Regions from separate parts of the Mus musculus genome. Here region 1 is linked to region 2. The links are chromatin loops, found by intact Hi-C in ENCODE. Cell type or tissue: left cerebral cortex. All regions are shown on one strand.

Region 1 (4,000 bases), 49 kb after region 2:
GAAGAGTAGGCTTTCATCAGGTTAGGTCATCAGTGTCACTATGTTCAAATAATAAGCAGTAAACACTATCAAGCTACAGTCAGTTAAACTACAATAGGACATTACCTTCCGAGTCTGCATTTTCTCTGTTCTCCTCCGAAAGGCAACGTAAGGATCATTGTTGGTAGAGCCATCTCTTTTCTCTTGCTTAATCTGGGGAATGAGGGATGGCCCCCTGCAGTTCTTTCGTTTTCTCACCCAGTAGTCATATACAGCTTTAATAAGATAATCATCTTCATTTAGCAGCAGTTTTGCTTCTTGAAGTGTTACAAGCTAAATAGAAAGCACAAGATGTCACCAATGGAAACATCTGAGAAAGAGATCAGGATAAACTACAGCAATCGCAGAAAATGTGATCCACTGACATAATTACAATTAGATAGTGTGACGGCAGGTGAAGATGGAAGTCTATTCAACCTAACAAAAGTCTCTTAAACTGGGATGTTATTTTAAGAATTCATATTTTGTCCAGGAGGCAGTAGTTCCACTACTTAAAATATCTGATAAGGAGCTATGGAGATGGCTCAATTAGAAATATGCTGGCCTTGTAAACATGAGGACCTGATGTCAGGCATTGACACCCACTTAAAAAAAGGTATGGGGGGTGTGTGTGCCTGCAATCCCAGTGCAAGGAGCTGGTGACAAAGGACTCCTGCATACTGATGGCTGGCTCGTCCAGTTCAGTCAGCAAACTCCAGGTTCAGTGAGGAACTACAACTCAAAAGTAAGGTGGAGGGTTACTGAGAAAGCAGGTGCCAACCTCTGGAACATATGCATGTAAGCTCATGCGAGTTCCTGTGTTGACATAAATTTACAGAATAGATGTGATCACTGGATTCCCAAGCCTATAGTACTGATGTCTAAGGTTAATTAATTGGTCTACTATAATTTGGCTGCCCTTTCCTATTGCTCCAACTGGAAGTCTAACCTAATTGTGCTAAATAAGGCAGGCTAAACAAACACTGTCAACACATGGTCCAAAGATCACAGAAGAGTAGGCTTCAGGAGGTCACCAGCATCACTGTGTTCAAACGATTAATGATAGTAAACACTGTCAAGCTACATTCAGTTAAACCATTACAACCTTGCTGTATTACTTCTGGTAGGTTTTCCAGCCTTGAAATTACTTGATCTTTTTCTAATTTAGAGCTCATTATAAATAACTGACAGCTCCATTTACACCCTGCTACAAAGCTAGTTGAGTGATCCAATCTTCTCGAGGAGTAAGGCAATGCATATGATTAAGGACATTTTTATACATCTTATTTTCAGTTATATAAACATTTTACCTGCTGAATCCATAAAGGAGAAATAAGCCCGCTAATGCCTATGTCAGAGCTCTTATGGAAAGCATCTGTCAGAGAGTTGACAGTATCTTGAACCAGTGTTGACAACAAGAATTTTCTAGCACTAAGCCAGCCTGCATAGTGACTTTACTCTTATATGTAATTCCTACAAGGAAAAGAATATACTGCTAATTCAGCCCATGTATTCTAGTCCACATGACAGTCAGCTGAGGATAAAAAAGGACTGGTATTTTTAAACATATTTTCTTAAAGCTATTTTTAAGATTATGCTTATTTAATGTGTATGCATGTATGGAAATGCTCCCATGTGGAGGCAGACGACAGCCTTCAGGAGTAGGTTCTTGCTGAGGCAGGCTCTCTTGTTTCTGCTGCTGCACTGTCAACTGTAGGTTAACTAGCATGGGGGCTTTAAGGTGATTCTCCTATCTCTGCTAGCCATTCCATGATCTTACTGTAGGATTACAGACTTGTGCTATTGCATCTGACTTTTTACACAAGTTCTGAGACCTAAATTCAGGCCATCAGGCTCGCTGTTGCTTTTACCTGCTAGGTATCTCCCTGACCCTCTAATGGAATCGTAAAATAGAAAGCTTCAAACTGTTAAAAACAATTCTGTTGAACAGTAATTTAGATCCCTAAGGTCTACAAGAGCAGGACTAGAACAAGAACTGATTTCCTACCCGTGTATCTATGTGTGCCTGGGAGAGTGTAGCAGACCTACACTCAGGACCTAAGGCAGGCAAGGTGAGCACTCACCTAATGACCGACACTATTAATCCAGAACAGACTCCCTGAAGCTCATAGATTCTAACTCATACTGACAGCATCATGGCATTCTTGGCAGCAACCACATGTTCCAGAGCCCAGAAGAACCAATGCTCTGCTATGTTGCATGTGCTTCAGCTGTTTGGTCATTACACTGCTGATACTATTTTATAATCTTTGCTAATTAAATCAAGATCTTATTCTAATTGTAGAGTAGGGAGGAGAACAAGGGCTCTTTTCCAGTCAGCAGAGCAAAGGTGAGATTCCTAACCCACACCACACTGTGAAAGCATCCTATGCTCCTGCATGTGCTGGAAGACTAAATCACCGGTTTACCTCTCTTTTTCTCATGTTCTTTGTTCCAGCTTCTAATTTCTTTTTACCTTTTAAAATATTCGACATTACAATAATTTATTATACAATTTATGGTTAAACATTCTGACATTTTAAAGTTTCAATTATAGTTTCCAAACATGTATAAAATGACAACCAATGATACTTCTGTATTTGTCTGTTTGTTCACACATGCAGGGATTGCTCTTCTGTAGTCCTGGTTCACAGCTCTGCCTCGGCCTACTCACTGCTGGGATTACAGCTAGGCAGGACAGTGCTAGGCCTTATCTACCACTCTGTACTAAGTTTTAAAAAAAACCTGTCACTCAACATGCATTTCACTTACTGAAAAGCAGTGGAAGCCAGTAGTGAACTGGTCTGAAAATTTCTGTAGCAAATTTGTTACTTCTGAAAAAGCTCTGGGCTCACTGGTTATCTGGGAATGACAGGCAGGGAGAATACTCCTTACCAATGGGCTTCTCTTGAAGACTATTACAAGTTGTGTGGTTCTAAGGGCCATTTATTTTGCTGACAGACAAAACTCAAGGCCTTGCAATTTCAATATATATTGAATAAACAAATGAATTATTAAAAAATTAAAGATTTAAAAAATATCAATTAAGCAAAAAGAAAGTATCAGCTCCATTAGTTTACAGATTGAGGAGAAAGAGCAAATAAACTAAGATAAATTCTTTGGCTAAACACACTGACAAAGTGGACACCAAGACAAATAACACTGAAAGGGAATGTGGGGACTTCCAGCCAGAGTACTGCTGTAGTCAGACACAGTGGAGCACGGAGGCGCTTCATCTAGTGAAGTCTGCATCTGTGAGGGCAACTGCTTATAGGCCCTCTTTGTCTTACCTCTCTTCTTTCAAATCTAGTGGTTTCCAAATAACTAATCATTCACATTAAATTTAAAGTGTTAAATGATACCTTTTCATTTTCTGCTCTCTAAGAATGAATAACTGCATTCAGTTTAAAATTGACATAGTGTCTAGTGTCATGATTTTTATATAGATAACATGAAAAACATTTTTACTTATTAAATCACTTGTAATTTTTAGCTCCACACAATTATAAAAAGCCAATGTGAGGAAAAATATCATCATTTAATTAAGTAGAAATATACACTGTAACACATTGAGTATTCTACATGTATTAAGTTGAGGAAAAAGCATTATTTTTTCAGGTCTTCAAACTATGGTAATGAAGCTTTGACAGAATCCCAGTCTCAGAGACAGGGTCGTCAAGAAAGCACTGTAACATCAGCCTTGTACTATTTTTCAAAGGACATGTGTCCAAATTAAAAGAGTTCTATTTCAATTTGAAGCCTATTAATACCACAGCTAAATAACACAATACTTTCCTTCTTCATAAAGAACCAAAGCTAACCCATTAAAATTCGTATCCCTTCCAGGTGTAGTGAGAAACACTTGCAACCTCAACAGTTGGGAGGTAGAGGCATGGAAATTAGGAGCTTCAGGCTAGGCTGATCTACATGAGACCCTGACTCAAAACAAGCAAAACAAAAATCAACTAGCCAAGCAAGCAAA
Region 2 (4,000 bases):
TGATCTTTATAGCTCCTTTTGACGAGCCCCAGTGATCCTTATTTACTCTAGAAGCGGATCCCCGCTATCACTTGGTTGAGGTAGGGAGGAGAGGCATTTCATGAATGACTCCACGGAGCATAGATTGCCATCGTCGCTGGAGTGTCAAAAACATTGTATGCTTGTTTCCAGCCATCAGGCTCTGCAGAATAGAACATAAGGATTGTTTCCGGGAAACCAAACGATCCTCACCAAGAACCACTCTCTCCAGAAAGCTCAGGACCCTGTTCATCAGAACAGAGCCAGGGGCTAGGGGTATCTCAAGGATGGGTGGGGTCTTGAGGGCACACGGCCAGAGCAATGGCTTTCAAGGGTGGTCCATGGGCCGCTGGCATGAGCATCACCTGGAGCATGGCAGAAATGAAACTCCTCATCCGATCTCAGATCTCCTACAGCAGAGTCTCTGCGGCTGGGGTCCAGCCACTAGTGTTTTCACAAGTCCTCCAGGGGATTCTGAGGGATTCCGAGACATGGATAGAGTCTTGGAACATCTATCTCTCTTGGAAAATGTGAGCCCCACCCCTAACCCCCGATTTACAAGCAAGAGACTGGTAGGGAAGAGCTCAATGTAGTTAGTTACTGGTCATTTCTTTGCTGGCATGTAGGGGTGTATGTGAGCTGGGCAGGTGAAAGTTGAGAGCACAGCTTGGCTGACCACTGGCTGCTGTTCCAGGCGACTGCTGGAAGAATGAGTCAGAGCCAGTGACAGTGCCCCTCCTCCAGATGCACCAGGTCTGCAGACACACAGAAAGGATACTGGGTGAATGGAAGTCAGAGAAGTGGAATGGTGAGAAGCGGGTGGGGGTGGGGGTGTCAGGAAGTCTTCTCAGCCCACAGAAACAGACTGAATACCAGCTCTTGCTGACTGCCCAGAGCAATATACAGAATGTCACGGAGTCTTGTGTGAAGATGAACCCCCCAAATCAGGGTACTCTTACAGTGCTAGACTGGTTTGGAAAGATGCATAAACACAGAGATGACTACAAAGAAAACGAAGTTTACTGGGCCTGTGGATCCCAGGGGGTGGGGACCTAGGGGTGGGGGTGGGGGCTTGGTATCATATAAGGACTCTGGGAAGCCAGGAGAGGGAGAAAGCCTAATTAGAGCCTTCCTTGGACTGCCTGCCTTTCTGCACGGTGTGGTGGGTGGGGCAAGGCCCGCAGCCCTAGACCTGCTAGTGTGAATCATCCCCCTAGAGCGGGGTCTGGGGCTGTCCTTAGTTCTCTGCTTTGTGGCCCTGCGGTGGTTAGAGCAGGTGAAAGGTATCTCGGTCCTGAGCTAAGGAAAGGGATATGAGGTGGCCTCTGCCTGACTGGTGTGTCTGCAGAGCGACACTTCCCCATGGGGGCCTCTCTAGGAACCCACACAGCAGAGCTTCTCTTTCCCTGCGAAAACGAAAGGTGGGGGTTAATAGATGACGTCATGAAGTGGGATTCTGAAAGGCTCCTCTACATTGGCCACTGCCATCAGGAGCTGTATAATCTGCATGGTCTTCAGCCGTCACACATTTGGGGCATGAGCAGCTTGACTGGGGGCCCTGGATCTTTTGCATCTTGGTCTAGCTTGTATACACACAAATGGGACAAAGGAAGCTGAGGGGAACCCAGGCTGGAAAATGGCACACACATCAGGATCTGAAAGGCTCTATGGGGGAGGTGGATGGTGAGAGGACTGAAGAGAGATTTGCCTTAGTTTATACAGCTTGACAACATCTGTGAGGCACAGGCACAGTTCACAGTGTTCTCAGGCTGCAGTAGCCGGAGAGGCAGCAAGCCTACACGGAGTCCTGTGCCTCTCTTCTCTGCCAGAGGCTGAAACTCTGAAGAGAACCAAACCAGCAAGGAAGAACTGACCACGGTCCTCGACAAGCCCAGGGTCTGGGTACCCAGCACCCACATTTGAACAGTCTTCTCCCGGGAGTGCTCTTGTGTGGCCGCCAGCTCTGGGGAGAACATATGCTCCACAGATGTCCTCAAGGTTAGGTGTGCATGGCACCGTGAATAGAAATTAGCACAAAAGGTTTCTTGGCACGGGTTCCCGAAGCCTTGGCACCATGTCAGTAGCAGGAACACAGCTCAGCTGATGGGGGTGTGGGAGACATTGCAGGATGAAGGACCGGGGCCAGAGCTTTTAGAGCAAGGGCAGAGGCCGTGTTTTTGCCAGGCTCACTAATGGAACCCAAAGGTTGAGGAGGGCTGGAATGGGTGACCTGTAGGAACCCCAGAGGAAAGGGGTCAGGGCAGGCACCTCACTCTCTGTCCAGAGGTGAGGCTTGGGGAGTCTTGTGGCTGGGAAACCTGTATAACAGGCAATGAAGTTGTTCTTACACCTTAGGCAAAACTCATCCAAACAGATCAATAAGCGGAGAGCCGATGACCACAAAAATCTGACTAAAAGCCGTTGGATGAAATCTCCGTGCCCTTGGCTTTGATAGTGTATTCTTAGATAATGGGACCCAAATGCACAAGCCACAACAATGATAATAAGCTAAACTTCGAATTTGAAGACTTGGGCATTGATGTTCTCAAGGAACGGAAAATGCAAGCTGCAGAGAGGGTATATGACCCATGAGGATCTAGAATGCGTTGTAGGATGGACTGTCACAGAGCCCAGTGTGCGGGCAGAGGCCTGTGCCTTAGCCAGTCTTACTATTGCTAATGAAATACCATGACCAAAAAACAAGCTGGGGAGGAATGGGTTTATTTGGCTTACACTTCCATATCACTGTTCATCATCCAAGGAAGTCAGGACAGGAACTCAAACCAGGCAGGAACCTGGAAACAGGAGCTGATACGGAGGCCATAGAAGGGTGCTGATTACTCGTTTGATCTTCAGGGCTTGCTCAACCTGCTTGCTTGCATCTCTCTGTCTGTCTCTATCTCCGTCTCTCTCTCTCTCTCCTCTCTTTTCTTTTTTTGGATACAGTGTTTCTTTGTGTAGCCTTGGCTGTCCTGGAACTCACACTGTAGACCAGGCTGGCCTCTAACAAGTTCAGACTGCAGAAGCCTCCCTAGTGCTGGGATTAATGACATGTGCACTTCCACTGCTGCTGGCTAGGCCTGCTTTCTTATAGAACCCAGGACCACCAGTCCAGGAGTGGCCGGCCTCACCCACAATAGACTGAGCCCTCTCCGATAAACCACTAATTAAGAACATTCCTTACAGGCCTGGCTTTAGCCAGACTTTATGGAAGTATTTTCTTAATTGAAGTCCCTCCTTTCAAATGACTTTAGTTTGTGTCAAATTGACATAAAACTTTCCGCCAGAGCCTGTGAGCCAACACTAAGGAAGCTGACATGGGATGGCCTTAAATTTGAGGCCAAACTAAGGCTACGCTACATGATAAATCTTGTCTCAGCGAACAGACAAAATTCCCATAATTTAACCAAAAAAAAAAAAAAAAAAAAAAAAAAAGCACGCAACAGACCTTTCTCCAAAGAACACACAAAAATAGCCAGCAAGCACATTAAGTGTATTAAATTTCATTACTCATCAGGGAAATGCAAATTAAACCCATAGTGGCCATAACTTTTTTTTAAAGTAAATCTTGGCAAGGACATGGGGAAATTGGAAATCTTGTACATCAATGCTAACAATGTAATATGGTTTGCTCGTGGCTAGAAAGAGCTCGAGGAGTCTTCAAAAACTTAATTAACACAGTCAGAAACAGATACACATGTCTATAGTAGCATTATGCTAACGGTGTAAATGATCCGAAACCCTCAACACATCAGTTAAAAATGATATTACATATAATATGTAGCTATAAAGAGGATGACTGTGCTGAGATATGTCACAATGTACACATATTAAGAACATTGTGCCACGTAAAAGGTGAAGAGAGCAACAGAAAATAGGTAAGGGGGCATAAAGTGTACCTTAAATGTGAAAAGATGCTTAGTCTCTTTCATTATAAGAGAAATTAAACCCACAGAAGAAGCATGTGAACAGACCTCTCAGA

The links. Peaks named below come from ENCODE experiments on the same cell type or tissue, not always from the same donor. Only the 100,000 strongest peaks of a DNase experiment are listed, where the experiment ranks them.
Region 1: a loop joins it to region 2, with 4 times the contacts of the local background. A loop is called at or near these places in 1 of 42 quality-filtered maps.

The regions. Positions count from the first base shown.
Region 1 is chr2:49,518,783-49,522,782 of GRCm38, reverse strand. Epc2 (enhancer of polycomb homolog 2) reads right to left here. Exons shown (of 14, transcript NM_172663.4): 4 at 106-312. Among named protein-coding and RNA genes, the nearest start is that of Epc2, 69 kb to the right of the region's middle. In left cerebral cortex, no CTCF peak of the experiment used is centred here; a DNase peak (open chromatin) is centred at 1,591; H3K27ac peaks cover 1,240 bases.
Region 2 is chr2:49,568,105-49,572,104 of GRCm38, reverse strand. No RefSeq gene overlaps it. Among named protein-coding and RNA genes, the nearest start is that of Kif5c, 49 kb to the left of the region's middle. In left cerebral cortex, no CTCF peak of the experiment used is centred here; DNase peaks (open chromatin) are centred at 664, 1,534, 1,779 and 2,028; H3K4me3 peaks cover 41 bases; H3K27ac peaks cover 1,160 bases.